2 separate regions of the Homo sapiens genome follow, and region 1 is linked to region 2. The links are chromatin contacts, found by Hi-C or POLR2A ChIA-PET in ENCODE. All regions are on one chromosome and are shown on one strand. Each heading gives the region's core, a stretch centred on a gene start or an enhancer-like site at or near the end of the contact. The rest is flanking DNA. Distances are from core to core; before and after follow the strand shown.

Region 1 (4,855 bases), core at 1,278-3,777, 36 kb after region 2:
ATGCTAGGGCCTAACCATCTATTGGACCATCTAAATGCAGACCCTGTGCTCAGCTGGGCCTTATGCCTGTATCTGCATGGCCCTGAGGCCAGTGCCACCATGGGCCCCCCACTCCCTGCCAACTTCCTTCACTCATGTTACTCTTTTTGCCACCATCAACACTTAGCCACACTGCCTTGCTTGCCCTTTGGGACTTTTTTCTCATCTCGTTCTGTGGCTTCTAAATCTAAGCAACCATTTGAATCTAGCAGTTGTTGGAAATTCCCAACTTTCTTACTCTGGCTGCAGCCTTGGTCCTCACAGAGGTGAGGATACTAGTTTACACTGGGGTTGCTTGTCCATTGAATCAGAATCATAAACGAAATGAAACTCCTTTCTCCAAAAGGGAAGAGCTCTGCAAAGGAGCTATAATATGCCCAATATCTGATTATAAAATCAAAATAAAATTCTTTTTACAATTAACGTAAAATTTTTCCTACTTTGCTTTGGGTTGGGAAATTACTACTATAGTTGAGTAGTGACTCTTTTTTCCTCATTTTCTTTCTCACCTGTCTCTTGAAAAATATTGCTCACACATGTTAAAGAATTTATATTAAAAGTGAATTCCAATAAAAGGCCTATTAAATTAGCCTGATTCATTAACTCTTTTTGAAAATAATGTGCATGTTTAGGACAGTAGTATCTTTCAGTTTTTATTTCATGAGATAAATGTGTTGGGAAATGGAGAGAGTACAAATAGATGTGAATGTCATTTTATCTAATTGAAGATGAATGCTGAATTTGGGAGCTGTAGAATTTAGTTTAACTTGCCTTGAAAGAGATTTATGATCATGGGATATGATGCTTTGTCTCCCAATGGCTCTGCCGTTAACCGTTCACCTCTTGTCTTTGTGAATCCAAAGAGGTAACTTGCAAGGTGGATGGGGCAAGAAACAAGGATGTTGAAGTTTGTTTGGCAAGTCAACAGAACCAAACCAAACCAAAAAATAACTGCTTATCTGGGCCTGTGCAAGTTAAAGTAATTTGACAAAGAACCACGTTCTGTCATGTGTACGTTATTTAGGCTCTTGCGTCATTTTTTTCTGTATCAAGATTTTCGAGAATATTTTAAAAAGTGGAGAGCTGTTCTAGCACAGTTGGTGCTGCATTGTTGAAGCCAGGCATAGCCATTGTATTTGAACCTGTTTTCTATCATGACCTCTGAAAATCCATTCCCAGAAAACTGATTGCTTAGGTCCTGTGGTTACACCCAAAGGAGATGGTGGCTAGAAATGAGGGCTCTGTCGTAGCCGTGGTACTGAAAGATGCTTCCTTGATGGAATGTTGCCAGACACGATTTAAAAAATTAAAAGGTATATTAAATTGAATTGTTTTGAATCGTTTTAATACCCATAGAAGAAGCTAGGAAAAGCTAGAGTTCTTAATGACCTATTTGAAGAATAAAATACACCCGAACCTCTAGGTCAAATGCTAAATTCCTTCTGCAGGTGGAAAGGCTGCACCTCACAAGGGAGGCCAAGTTTCATTTTTGCGACGACCTTACCCAGCTGAAACTTTCCCGGAATCTTTTATCATTAGCTCCCCACCCAAAGGATGAAAAACACCATCTGATTTACAGTTTTCCCATCTCTTATTTGAGTTTGCAACTTTCTTGGATAACAGATGGCCACAAAATGTGTAAGCCCAAATAAAAGCAAAGCATGGGCTTCACTGGTTCTTCACTGGTATCAGCTGCTTCTTAAAATTAAAATTATGTAAATGATACCTTAGTTTTAAGTGAGAGAATCAGCAATGAAGGAAGCAACCCCAGCACTTGAGAGTATTTCAGTTTGGGTTGTGTGGAAGGTTTGTTCTGTTTTGTTTTGTTTTTTGTTTTTTGTTTTTTTAAGCTTCTAATGTTTCCTTTTAAAGAGAAATAAAAGAGGCATTTCATAGAAGCACTTTGCAAGTTGCTCATTCACAAAGCTTGCAGTTTCACCGGCAGCCGGCCTAGAATCAGAGAGAATATTAGGATTGGCAGAGACCTTAGAGGTTGTTGTTTTAACTGACTTGAAGAGGGAGGAAAAGACTTGGAGTAAGAGCCCCGAAAAAGGCCCCGGCCTCTCTGGGTTTGGCATCTTTCTTACCTCAAGGAGTTAAAAGTCTGGGCCTGGGCGTGATCAGCCAGATGGTCTTTAACAGTAACATGGTTCATATTGTTTAGATTATCCTGTTGCAAGTACCGTGCCTCCTTTACCTTTTATGGAATAAAGTGTGGAAAATTGACCACAGATGTAAGTAACCAAGAATGACGGGGAAGCTGTTGTTACCAGGCCTCTCTGTTTCTCTCCAACACGCCTGATCCCACAGATAAAAATAAGGAGAAAAATGTGAGGCTGGCCGAGAATGAGCTTGCCTTACCTCGATGGCTCAGGTCTGAGCACCGCGAGCACTATGTTCTACGTGTTCATAAATCCAAGGTTGGCCTTAGGACTTGTGTGCAGGCTACCTTCAAATTCTGATTTTCCAAGTGCCCTCTGGTTAAAATATCATACCACGTAAGCAGTTTTTCCATCCTGTTTTGAAAGGCAGTGGGGGGCAAGGCCCACATACTGACACCGAGGAGTTTTGCAGCCCTGCGCTCCCTGAGGGAGAGCAGTGAGTGGCATTTTGCAGCCTGAGAAGTGTGGATAAATTCTGCATTCCCACTGCTTTGATGGCTATCTCAGCTGCAGGTCCCGCCTGCTGGGACCCCCAGTACTTTTCGTACTTACCAGGGACTCTGGCGCTTGGTCCCTATCAAACAGGCCTTCTCTTTCCCGGGTGAGTTTAACAGCCTCCCTCCTGACCTGTCTCCCAGCCTTGGAGTTCCTCCTCAGCTTTTCTGGCTGTCACAGCCCCCAACCATGTGACTTTGCTCCCATGGTTCATGGCTTGGATCATTCTATGTCTGAACACATAGTGCCCTCTGGGCTTCCCCTTCTTGACCACAGTCCTCCACCTCCTGGTCTCTTCTACTCTGTAACTCCCATGAAGACTTGCTCTCAGCCTCTAGCTTCTGGGCCTCTATCCTTCCAGACCCTCCCAACCCAGCCTGGTTATCTGTTGATTATTCTAGCCACACTCACAGCATCCTCAGTGGCCCCCACTGCCAATCCCCAACCCCTTTTGTTCTTACTGCTCAAACTGAGCAGTCCCCAACTTGAATCAACCCAGAAGGCATTTTTACCGAGCCTGCTCCAGGTCTGAAGATAATCACTTAGTCTGCCTAAGTGACTTGGTTACAAACCCCCAGCTTCTAACATAACCCCAGTCCTCAGTCCGCCACCCCACACACCAGTCCCTTCTCAATCAGCTTCTTTCCTGCCCGTATTCACCAAATGTCTTGAAAACTCACGTATAGATAAGGTGCTGCTTTTTTGCTTCTATTCATACACCAAACTGCCGTCTGACTTGTACACCCATTGAAACTGTTCTGGCAAAGTTTACCTGGGACTTCCCAATTTCCAGACTTTCTTTCCTAATCTTACTTGATCTCTCTCTTCAGCTGCCTGCTTCTTGAAGCTCTCCTCTTCCTCAGCTGTGACAGGTGTTGCTCAAGGCTCCCCCCTCTCTCTGATCACTTGTTCCATTTTCCCCACTGACTCTCCCTTTTCTTCTTAAAAATTATTCCTCCCTTAGTTCCCATCCTTTTCCCCTTCTCCTGTCACTCCAGCCAAGATCCTGATTCCAGAACATGGGGAAAAGTACAGAGGGTTGACCATTCCAAAGCTGCTTCTGAAAATATCCCTGTCATTCAACACAGATGAGATGTGAAACACACAGATGGGTGACAGAGCTTCCGGTCTATTTCTAAGTCCCAGGACCGAAGAGTTCTTGTTTTTGTCATGATAGCAAGTGCTTGTGTTTGATGCTCCAAATAGCCAAACCCGTGGAATTACAGGGGGGTTTGAGCTGCATGTTGAGTGTACAAACTCTCATAGGTCATAAGGAATGATGAGTGGGTGGTTCCTAAACTCTGGAGAAGAGCTTCCATTTCAAAAGCTGGGCTGTGCAGTGGAAACAGTGTAGGGTTTGGAGTTACACATTAAATTTAGAATCCCTCTCTCCTCTCAACAGTTGTCTGATTTTGGGGCAAGTGACTTCTCCTGGCTATATCTCTGTTTTTTTGTTGTTGTTGTTGTTTTGTTCTGTTTTGCTTTGTTTTGTTTTTTGAGATGAAGTCTTGCTTTGTCGCCCAGGCTGGAGTGCAGTGGCGTGATCTCGGCTCACTGCAACCTCTGCTTCCCGGGTTCAAGTTTCCGGATTCACCTGCCTCAGCCTCCTGAGTAGCTGGGACTACAGGCGCGTACCACCACACACAGCTAATTTTTTGTATTTTTAGTAGAGATGGGGTTTCACTGTGTTAGCCAGGATGGTCTCGATCTCCTGACCTTGTGATCCACCTGCCTCAGTCTCCCAAAGTGCTGGGATTACAGGTATGAGCCACCTCACCCAGCCTCTGTTTTTATTTGTAAAATAGATAGCAATATCTCCCTCTTCTGAGGATTAGGGATAATGTGCATATTAGGAACATACTATTTGCTAGACTTAATTCGGTAGGATGATTGAGCCCATATAGTGAAATTCTCTTAGACTAATTATAAACCTGACAACTCACCAAAAATTTTTTATTAACCTGTCTCATACACTGGTATCAGAGTTGAAGGGAGAGAATTAGCAGAACTGGTTGCTGGTCTCAGACTACGGAAACTACACACAACACAATTAGAGCCCATTCAGTAACAGTCTCCCATCAAGGTCTCAGTGGCCTTGGGAAGTAAGAGTCCTGGAGATGGAGAGAGATCTGTGTGGGCCAGAGCAGAGGGACATGTGA
Region 2 (4,518 bases), core at 241-2,740:
ATTCCAGAAATAGGATCCCCTGCCAGGCATTGCCCAAGCTCTATGTCTTTGCTCGCATGGAACTTCCTCTTGTTCACAGTACGTTTAACCAGTTGGTATTATGACTTCTATGTGTATTAACCTAGCTAAAACTGTTTAGGTTTATGGTAAAACAGAATTTTTAAAGGGTAGAAATATAAAATGAAAAGTAAGGGCCCCCTCTTTCTTACTTCCAGGCTTTGACTGTAGTAGTGTAGCCTGTGAGAAATGCTTGTTTTGTTCTTTCTTCCTTTCTTCCTTTCTCCTTTCCTTTCATGTACTTGTTTTCTTTCCTTTCCTTTCATGTACTTGTTTTCTTTCCTTTCCTTTCCTTTCATGTACTTGTTTTGTTTATATACAGCTGCAATATTATTGTTAAGAGTGTTCAGCGGTTTATTCTTTTTCACGTACCTATTTGTCCTGGGTATGTTTCACATGGGGGATTGACCTCATTTTTATAAACAGCTTTATGCATTGCTTGGATGTGCCACTCAATGCATAAAGGTGTTTAATAGGTTCCCTATTGATGAACATTTAAGTTTTTTTATAGGCTGAAAGATAATTTATTTAATCATATCTTTCATTTATTTATTCTTATTTTTAGAGATGGCGTCTTGCTATATTGCCTATGCTGGACTTGAATTCTTGGGCTCAAGCAATCCCTCTGCCTCAGCCTCTCCAGTAGCTGGGGCTACAGGCATGAGCCACTGCACCCAGCTTAAATTTATTTTAGTGTTTTGCTACTCTGAACAATGCTGCATTAAACATGCTTGCAAACAACATTCTATGCCAGTTTGTCTGCACAATAAATTCTTAGAGGTGGAATTGCTGAGGCAAAACGTTTTTAAGTTTGGATTTTGCTGGATTTTACCATATTGCTCTCCAAAAAGGAAATGATAGAGAAGAAAAACACCTACACACATTTTAGTAAAACTCTTATTCTTGTTAAGAATTCAGTCTTGAAAAGAGAGGGTGGAAACTAAAAGTTATCCGGATCTCTAATCTTATTGGAAATACTTCTCTTTAGCCACACATTTTTAGGCAACAAATTCTCAGGCTCCTAGCTTCAGCATGTTGGTTCAGACAGGATGTTTTGGATCTCAAGGCGAAATCCTGTGTGTTCTTAACCATCTCTCCACTCCCAAGTCCCCTGCCCCCATTTTCTGGGGGAAGGTCTTTTTTTTTTTTTTTTCTTCAACTTTGAGGATAAACATTTAGAGATTTCACACTCCTCTGGATGCAGAGGGGCCAGATTTCTGACGAGAGGAGGAAGTCATGGAAGAGCATCCACACGCAGAGGTCTGAAGCCAGTGGTTGCTAAGTGTTCCACTAGCCCAGCACGGGCCTCTCTGCCCCCTTGAATTCCTCCAGGCCCAGAACAGCTGGGCCCTGCCAGTGTCCTTCCCTCTGCTTCCAGTCCATTTGGCAGGGAGAGATGGGAGTTGTTAACAGGCTGATTTCCTTTTAGGGATGACTGCTCCACCAACCCCCAGCCAACTAGGAGCAGACACCCAAATGATGAAGATAATAAATGACATCCAAAGCCATGGTGAGGAGGGAGTGTTGAGTGACTCACGAGCCCCTGCATCCTCCCGTTACATTCCAAGAGCTGCCCTCCTTGGGACTTAGATCACTCCCTGAGAACAACACCCCAACCAGGCTGCGGAGGAAGACCAGCTGCTGTTTGCTGGCCTGCATGACAGGGACCAGGTGAGGGCCCTGGCTGGAAACAAGTTCTGGATTTTTATTTTGGCCTGGTCTTTTGAATAGGCTGGTGACCCTGGCTATTGTAAGAGCCCTGACTGGGGTAGGCACAGGAGGACAGGGGTCCCTAGAGGCTAGACCGTGAACCCCTTATAAGAGCAGAAATGAGACACAGGGCATTTCTACTTTTATAAGGGGTTCACAGTCTAGCCTCTAGGGACCCCCGTCCTCCTGTGCCTAGCCCAGTGTCCTGGAGGGAGACAGACCTAATAGCTTGGTGACCCTGGACATGTCAGTTCATTTCTCTGAATCTTGGTTTTTCCTTCTACAAAATGGGCATAAGAACTCAATACCAGATCTCTAGTGTTAATAATTAAGGAGCTAATTCATGTTAAGTGCTTGGCATGGAACCAGGCTCATATAAAGCACTTAATATTCCTTGCTGTTATTACCACATATACCACTCCTCTTAACCCATGTTGCAAATAAGACATTGGAAGATATGGTCTGACTGTGGCTGTCACCCATGCCCATGACTTGTGATAATAATAGTGGGCACTTACATAGACCTTATTGTGTTCCATCACTTTGTATTTATTGAATTATTTAATCCTGCCGAACCCTATACGTAACTATGAGATAGGTTCTGTTTTTATCCCCATTTTATGCATGAATAAACTGAGGCACAGAGAGGTTGAGCAACTAGCCCATAGTTAGTAAATGGTGGAGCCAGGATTCAAACCAAGATTGTCGGTTCCAAAATCTATTTTCCTAACCATGATGTCATTCTGCCGCTCAGTATATATTACATTTCTATAGAAAAGTTTTCCAAACATAGCAGTCCACTGACATTTACTTTTCTCTGTTTTCTTTCATTAAAAAAGTTTTTTCTTGTAATAGCTATAAAGCATTATAAAAAATTTTGAACATATGGAAATATAACAATATTTTCCCACAGTGCTACTACCTACAGCAGAGGGGCAGTTCTTTTTTATTTCCAATCCTTTGTGGACTGTGATGTCCTACTGTGTGTGACTACTATGCAGCTTGTGTAACCTGTAATTCTCCACTGGAGTTGGACAGCAGTCAAGCTGGTCTATACCCTGTTCAACTAGACAGTGCCATGGTACACCCTCCTGAATGTCATAGCAATATCAAATTGCTAAATATTTCTAAATGTTTATTATAAGTTCTTGTCTTATCATGGACAGGGAGCAAACAGTTCCCAGGCTGATGCTGGTCTGCAGATCACACTCTGTGTAGCACTGACCTAGATAAACACTGTTTGCATTTTATCATATTTATTTCCAAGTTTCTTGTGTGTGTGTATTTTGTTGTTTTTAGCTTGTATATACTTTTTGATTTTTTTCTCATTACATTACCCATTACAATGTTACAGTAAATAATTCTTGTATATCTTCTTTAGTGACTATAATGTAAATAATATAGCCATTTGGAAGATGTACCATAGATTACCAACCTTTTCCCTCATTGTTGGAGCTTAGGTATGTTTTCAGTTATTTGCTGTCATAAAAATACATTGATTAAGTTTTATATAAATATTTTTTCCATATTTAGTGTTACTTCTTTAGGGTAAATTTCCTAGAATGGAATTACTGGGTCAAACATTATGAAGGCTTTTAAATTTCTTGATAGATGGCAGAAGGATCACTTGAGCCCAGGAGTTTGAGACCAGCCTGGGCAACATAGTGAGACCCAATCTCTATTAAAAAATAAAAATTAAAACATAAATAAATAAAAATTACTTGATATATATGCCTGATCAAATTCAAATTACTTTTTAAAAGGGATGTGCCAACATATGTTCCCAGCCGTAGTCTATGAGAGTGCCTATTTAACTATATTATTTTTAGCATTTATTGTTTTAATTTATTACATTTGCTTTGTGGGAACAACTTTAATTGTTTTTATTTGAATTTCCATGATTACCAGTGAGGTTGAATGTTTTTCGTGCATAAACCCATTTATATTTCTCCTTTTGCTTTATAATTAGTTGAGCACTAGAATAAAAATATATTACTTTGAGTAGATTTCAAACTACTTCAGATTGGAGGGCAAGTCAATGTGTGTAGAAAGTCTGTGCATATGGACATACCTTATCTCCACTGTCTAGATCCTTCTCTTTTTCTCTGCTCTTGGAATTGGGGAGTACTTTTATATGACCTTGATGGTCCTTGTCTTTAGAAAAATGCACTTGAATTCCAACCAAATACTATGTATTGATAATGTAGCAAGTGTATGGGACTTTTCTTGAGTATTTCCAATTATTTCTTCAGCCTTATTAAAAATTTTTCTTTCCTTCCGTCTCTTTTTTGTGAGTTGGGCCTATTTTGTAAGTATTACATACCAGTTTGAATTAATTAATTTTTGCAACTGTTTTGCATCCAGTGGAATTTCTGACATATTTTTGTTAATTATAGGGAAAGCAAGAAGAATATTTGAAATCTGGGTTATTTTGGGAACTTCTAGATGCCTGAACACAAATATTTAACTGTATTCCCATGTGATCTGTGCTATACTAGCAGTGTGGGCAAAGGGAGGCCTGAGGAGCAACATAGGCAGTTGGGGCTGGAGTCTGGCAATAAATGTTGACCTGTATTTCCCTTGAAGACTTTTTGAGGGCTCATTTGTTGTTTAATAACATGAGGAGATGTTTATCAATAAGACAGTGATTTCTCAGTGTGCACCAAAGTGCACACTTTCAAAGTGTGTGCCACTGCGGCATGTAGTGGGACCAGGGTATTCCATCACGGTCGATTCCCACCTTAACAAGCC

The links. Hi-C counts contacts between places; a loop is a spot of excess contacts on that map. ChIA-PET counts read pairs that join two places held with the same protein, here RNA polymerase II (POLR2A). Pooled maps may share reads with other maps.
Region 1: a loop to region 2 is called in a pooled map, with 2.1 times the contacts of the local background. The contact joins two enhancer-like sites. A Hi-C loop is called at or near these places in 1 of 168 maps with a recorded cell type or tissue (K562) and 1 of 50 pooled maps. POLR2A ChIA-PET finds 5 or more read pairs at or near these places in 1 of 52 experiments (CD4-positive, alpha-beta T cell).

The regions. Positions count from the first base shown.
Region 1 is chr11:12,431,643-12,436,497 of GRCh38, forward strand. The region is part of intron 1 of PARVA (parvin alpha); the gene reads left to right. Among named protein-coding and RNA genes, the nearest start is that of PARVA, 56 kb to the left of the region's middle. Within about 2 kb of position 2,528, at least 10 of the 41 ENCODE cell types and tissues checked have a DNase peak (open chromatin) inside an H3K27ac peak, as active enhancers do.
Region 2 is chr11:12,396,626-12,401,143 of GRCh38, forward strand. The region is part of intron 1 of PARVA (parvin alpha); the gene reads left to right. Among named protein-coding and RNA genes, the nearest start is that of PARVA, 21 kb to the left of the region's middle. Within about 2 kb of position 1,491, at least 13 of the 41 ENCODE cell types and tissues checked have a DNase peak (open chromatin) inside an H3K27ac peak, as active enhancers do.